2 separate regions of the Mus musculus genome follow, and region 1 is linked to region 2. The links are chromatin loops, found by intact Hi-C in ENCODE. Cell type or tissue: heart. All regions are shown on one strand. Each heading gives the region's core, and the rest is flanking DNA. Links, peaks and the distances in the headings are about the cores only. Region 1 overlaps Gm52054 (a long non-coding RNA gene). Region 2 overlaps Gm30551 (predicted gene, 30551).

Region 1 (2,925 bases), core at 119-2,618, 74 kb before region 2:
GCAGACCAATACATGTGTGTTGTTAGCAAAGAATCCTTCATCACGTGTCCTTTCACGTGCTTATCTTAGCAGAACATCTCTCTCCTGTGTCTGCTTCAGGGAAAGGTTCCTTCACGAGTCTGCCTTAGCCTTTCACACCTGTGTCCACTTTAACGAAATGTTCCTTCATGTGTTTGTCCCAGCAAAATACCATCCAACCGACTTTCCAAAGAATGCTTAAGTTTCCACTTCACTTATCTGGAATATCAACCCATCAGAGGCACAGTCAGGAAATCATAAGTTTGAAACCAGCCAGGGTTATATATTAAGAGTCTTTCTCAAATGAAGGAAAAACAATGTATCATTTGAATACATGTCTATCAATACATAATAAATTACACACACATTCAACATGAAGATAAGAATTTCAACAAAATATAAGGATCATACATTATGCCCATGTGAAAATTTTCCTAGAAATACCACATAATTATATCAGTAAGTAAAAAGGGGGATTTGATAACTATCATATCTATTTATGACAAAAAATAAAAAATAAAGTCTAGGAATATAAGGGAACTTTCTTATGTTAGAATCAAGTTGGAAACAATTAAGGACAAAACTCAAAATGCTTATGGCTGGAGGTGAAGGGCTTGCCTGGTGTGCAACAGACCCTGGGTTTGCAGCAAGAGGAGCAAAGAAGCACAAACCCTCAGCTAGCCCACCACAGACAAGGAGACTTCTGGATCCTGAATAGAAAAAGTCCCATGGTTTAGAAGAAGTAAAGACTTGGTGCTTCGCTCCTGGGAGGGTCTTGCTCCAAACACAGGTGTGCATGCACATATACAAGACAGGATGCATTTCTCTCCCTCTCCTCTTCTCTCTCCTCCCTTCCCTCCCACTTTAACTCGGCAGCTTATGAATCCCAGCTAAGTGTTCTGCTACATACCAATGAACTCAGTTCTTGGTTTCTCTAGTCAGGGTATCCTCATGTCGCCCACACTGGCCTCAGGTTCTTGATTATTCTGCCTCAGACTCACATAGATAGAATAATAATATGATAGAGATAGAACAATAGTATGTTTCACCACGCCACAACTATATTTACTTCCAATCTCAAGTCATAAGCATGTCTACAATAGAACTTAATATTCTCTGCTCCTTCCTCATACTGCAGTTCTTCCTTTCTACTGTTTGACACAAATTATGGCATCATTTACCCATCCTCCAAACTGGAGACTTAAACATCTCCTGGTGCTTCTCCATCCATAGATGATCCGTATGTTGCTGAGTGAGCTACATTCACACCCTTCTAAACCAGTCTTCCTCAACGCGCTGTTCACAACCCCAACCCCGCCCCCAGCGGCATTGTCACCTGAACTCCTAAGTTTCTATTTCAGACCTCACTCCCAGCTTACTGAACCAGAGACTCTGGGAGAGAGCCCAGCAACGGCTTCCATAGATTGCCCCACACTCAAGCTGGAGCCAGGGTTCTAAGCTCGTTGTGGTCAGTTCTAGGGGTCTTGTAATTGTGCCCAAACTGAATGCATGGTCACTGTCTTTTTTCCGAGTGCATAACTTTATTCAGGTTTGTTCAAATTTGGGATGATTTATTGCTTTCCACTTACCTTTGTTTTGTATGTTATTTAGCTCAAGCTGATTACTGCACTGAGTACCTACCCAGGCTCGTTGCCTCTAATCTCCATCAACCTTTCACTGTATCTCTACACTGCAGCCAGAGTAGACATAATCTGGATGTTGATATATATATATAATTTTTCCCCTGGAGACAATTACCTGAACAGAAGTTCTTGCCTTTCTTTATTTTGCACTGATAATATTTTAAAAATGCATTATAGATCCAGGAGGTGGTGGTGCACTCCTTTAATCCCAGCACTTGGGAGGCAGAGGCAGGCGGATTTCTGAGTTTGAGGCCAGCCTGGTCTACATAGTGAGTTCCAGGACAGCCAGGGCTACACAGAGAAACCCTGTTTCGTTATTTTTTTTAATTATTTATTTACTTTATATAGGAGTACACTGTAGCTGTCTTCAGGCACACCAGAAGAAGGCATCAGATCCCATTACCGATGGCTGTGAGCCACCATGTGATTGCTGGGAATTGAATTCAGGACCTCTGGAAGAACTGTCAGTGCTCTTAACCGCTGAGCCCTCTCTCCAGCCTGAAACCCTGTTTAAAAAAAAGAAAAACCAAATGAGCAAACAAACAAATAAATAATACATTTAATAATACATACACTTTTAATTCCTCGGGACTTGGGAGAAAAGTGGATCTCTATGAATTCAAGGCCAGTCTGATACACATAGTAACTCCTAGGTCAATAAAGGCTACATAGTGAGAATCTGTCTCACAAAGCACAAAATATGAGAAAGATACATTGTACGTTTAATGTTGTACTCCTTTACAAGGGAGTTAGTTTAAAGTTACATTTAGTGTAGTGTGAGTGGGTAGAGATTAAGAATATAAACAACAGAAACTCAGAGTTTACAAACGTTGCCTTGCTTCCCAATCAGGTGCCAGCCCTTTAACCTACCATTATATTCACCCATCCATCCATCATCCATCTGTCCATCCATTGATCTCCCCAGTGCTGAGATTACAGGTTTATGCCAGTTTCGGGTCTAATGTCTCAACACTGGGCTTTCAAGTAAGCAAGGCAAACATTTACCAATGTAACTACACCCTCATTTCTACTGTTGCTTTAAGACCATCAGAACAAAGGTGAAAAGAGCAACAAAGTCTTTTTGTTTTTGTTTTTCTTCTTTTGTTTTTTTGAGACAGGGTTTCTCTGTGTAGCCCTGGCTGTCCTGAAACTCACTCTGTAGACCAGGCTGGCCTCGAACTCAGAAATCCACCTGCCTCTGCCTCCCAAGTGCTGGGATCAAAGGCTTGCACCACCACCGCCCTGTGGCAACAAAGTCTTAATA
Region 2 (2,925 bases), core at 273-2,772:
GGTTGTGAACCTTCATCTGTTGTTGGGAATTGAATTTAGAACCTCCGCTCCCTCTGTTGGCCGGGTGGTTTGTAAACCACCATGTGGTTGCTGGGATTTGAACTCAGGACCTTTGAAAGCACAGTCAGTCCTCTTACCCGCTGAGCCATCTCACCAGCCCAACAATTTTCAAACAATAAAAAAAAAAAAAAGATTTACCCCACCCCCACCCAGAGATAACCATAATATTAGTGTTTGTTTCTCTGACTTCTAAATATTACGTATGTTTTAATGACTGTGCATAATACTTGGGAATTTGTTTTAAAAAACTGACACACGGGGCTAGAGAGATGGCTCAGCAGTTAAGAGCACTGGCTGCTCTTGCAGAGGCCCCAGGTTTGATTTCAAGCACCCACAGGGTTGCTCACAATTATCTCTAACTCCATACTCTCTTCTGTCCTCTGAGGGTACAGGTACTCATGTGGTGTACAAAAATGTGTGCAGGCAAAACACCTATACATGTTTTAATAATACAAACATTAAAAATGCACATATTTTCTATGCCGTTGAATAACACGCTACAGTACATTCTAAAAGATCACACTGTATCCCAATTTTTTTGTTTTGTTGGTACTGGAGGTTGAACCTGGGGCCTTATCCAGAAACTGAATTGCATTCTGTCCCACACACCTGATGGAATATCTTCAATAAGCAGAAATTACAAAATTGTGTTGTTCCTAATTCTTTCTTTTACCAGGAAAAGTCTAGCCACCGTTCCTAGCCTCTTAGAGTCAGAAAAGTGGCTCTTTTATATTTGTACCCGAATTTATTACAAACTCTTGCATGTAGTTGTGGGGACAAAGGCATTCTGAACTTACTGGCAGCTTATCCCTAAGCAAAAGGGATTTGATATTCTGAATATCAAAATACCCCTGCCTTTTATCTAATTGTATATCACCTACTAAAATCTGTGCTCTACTCTGACAGGCTTAAGTAGGTAATTTAAAAGTTCCATTTGGTTATTGTCTCATGCATAACTACTGAAACTAGAGTACTGCGTGGTTGAGGGAAAGGATCTCCCAAAGCGGAGTGTTATTACATTGTTACAGTTCCAACTTGGGCCATTTCCCGGGCTGCCCAGAACGTCATCCTTGCAATGTAGCGCTGTTTTCTCTCTAGACTGTTACTTCACACACTGCTACTTACTTTCTATACACACCGTTAACTGCCCCTTTCCTGATTATTAAAACATACTCTTTTCACTGTAGAACATTTATAAAATAAAGATTAAGTCTCCCTGTGGCAAAGAAGGCTTCCTGTCCACCAAAAATCTTGCTCCTTTTGCCCATAATTAGTCTGGGGAGATGTTTTTCCAGCCCACATCTGCAACCAAGCATGGCCAAAGGTGGTGCGCACAGTTCCCTTTCAAGACTAAGCCTTTGAAGTTAAAGGTGGGGTTTCTTTGCAATCTTTCCTCTCTTCTGCCAGAAGGATGCAATTGTTAATGAGGCCCTAGGGGATTTGAGGAACTGCAGCTGGAGAGGGTCTGGATCTTAGTCCTAGAGTTGGAGAGCGCCATCTGCTGGCCACTGGGTTACCCTGCTACAGGGATCCGGCAGTGACACTCCATCTGGTTACATTACACAAGAGCAGTGAGTGATTCAGTCGTTAACACTTTGGTCCAACTTTTAGTTACTTTCCTATGCATTTAAATTATGATTATGTGTGTGTGTGTGTGTGTGTGTGTGTGTGTGTGTGTGTGTGTGTGCGTGCGCGTGTGTGCGTGCGCGCGCGCTCATGTGTTTGCATGCCACATGCCAATATCTGAGGACATCTTTTGGAAGCCAGTTCTCGTGGGACTCAAAAGTCCAGTTGTCCGGCATGTGTAGCTTTGTTTGTTTCCTTCTTTTCCCCGAGATGGGATTTTTGTGTGTGTGTGTGTGTAGCTCTGAATGTCCTAGAGCTAGCTCTGTAGACCAGCTTGGTCTCGAACTCACAGAAATCCACCTGCCTCTGCCTCCCACTTACTGGGACTAAAGGTGTACACCACCACACCTGCTGCAGTTGCCTTGACTTACTGAACCATCTATACATTTTTCCCCCTTCCTTGGTTCAGACTGGATGGTGAACTTTTTTGAAAAGGTTATTGGCATTCATCGCCAAATTGCTTCTGAGAAATGTTGCTTAAATTCCTACGTCAACATGGCCTATAGACCCTCAATCTGTAGATCATTACCCCTTTAGAGGGTCAAATGACCTTTCCACAGTGGTAGTATATCAGATATCCTGCATATCAGATATTTATGTTATGATTCATAACAGTAGCAAAATTACAGTTATAATATAGCAACAAAATATATTTATCATTGGGTGTTACCACAACACGAGGAACTGTATTAAAGGGCTACACTGTTAGAAGGTTGAGGACCACTGCTCTGTACCTTGCTGTAACCTTTTCTGTATGTGTGCACAGAAGGCTCACTTATGCTTACCTGTGTAGCTACAGACCAACACCAAGTGTCTTCTGTCACTCTCATCTCTCTTATTTTTGTGCCTGTTTGTAGGTGTGTGCACATGTCAGAGTATGTGCACACATGTGCAGGTACAAAGCATGTGGGACTCAGAGGTCAATCCCGGTACTGTTCCTCAGATGTTTTGGAGACGCTGGAAGGTGGGGCTTGCTAGTAGGCTTAGCTGGCTGGTCGGTGAGCATCTAGCATCTTTGTGCCTCTGCCATCCCATGCTGGTGTTATAGGCATGGACCACCATGCCTGGCTTTTTACCTGGCTTCTCATGCTTGCATGGCAACCACTTTACTAACAGAGCTACTTCTCTACCCTGCTACAGGTTGCTAGATTCCTAGGAAATTCCTGTTATAGGCTACTGAATAAATACCTTCTGGGACAAGGAACTCCTTTGCCGCATATCTTATTTTCCTAAAACTCT

Evidence for each region. Hi-C counts contacts between places; a loop is a spot of excess contacts. Peaks named below come from ENCODE experiments on the same cell type or tissue, not always from the same donor. Only the 100,000 strongest peaks of a DNase experiment are listed, where the experiment ranks them.
Region 1: a loop joins it to region 2, with 6 times the contacts of the local background. A loop is called at or near these places in 17 of 42 quality-filtered maps.

The regions. Positions count from the first base shown.
Region 1 is chr13:103,775,759-103,778,683 of GRCm38, reverse strand. Gm52054 (a long non-coding RNA gene) reads right to left here. Exons shown (of 4, transcript XR_003950659.1): 2 at 1,777-2,167; 3 at 929-1,014; 4 at 1-237. Among named protein-coding and RNA genes, the nearest start is that of Gm52054, 2.6 kb to the right of the region's middle. In heart, for the core only: no CTCF peak of the experiment used is centred there; a DNase peak (open chromatin) is centred at 1,343.
Region 2 is chr13:103,702,223-103,705,147 of GRCm38, reverse strand. The region is part of intron 1 of Gm30551 (predicted gene, 30551); the gene reads left to right. Among named protein-coding and RNA genes, the nearest start is that of Gm30551, 3.9 kb to the left of the region's middle. In heart, for the core only: a CTCF peak has its summit at 1,552 (motif pointing left); a DNase peak (open chromatin) is centred at 1,557.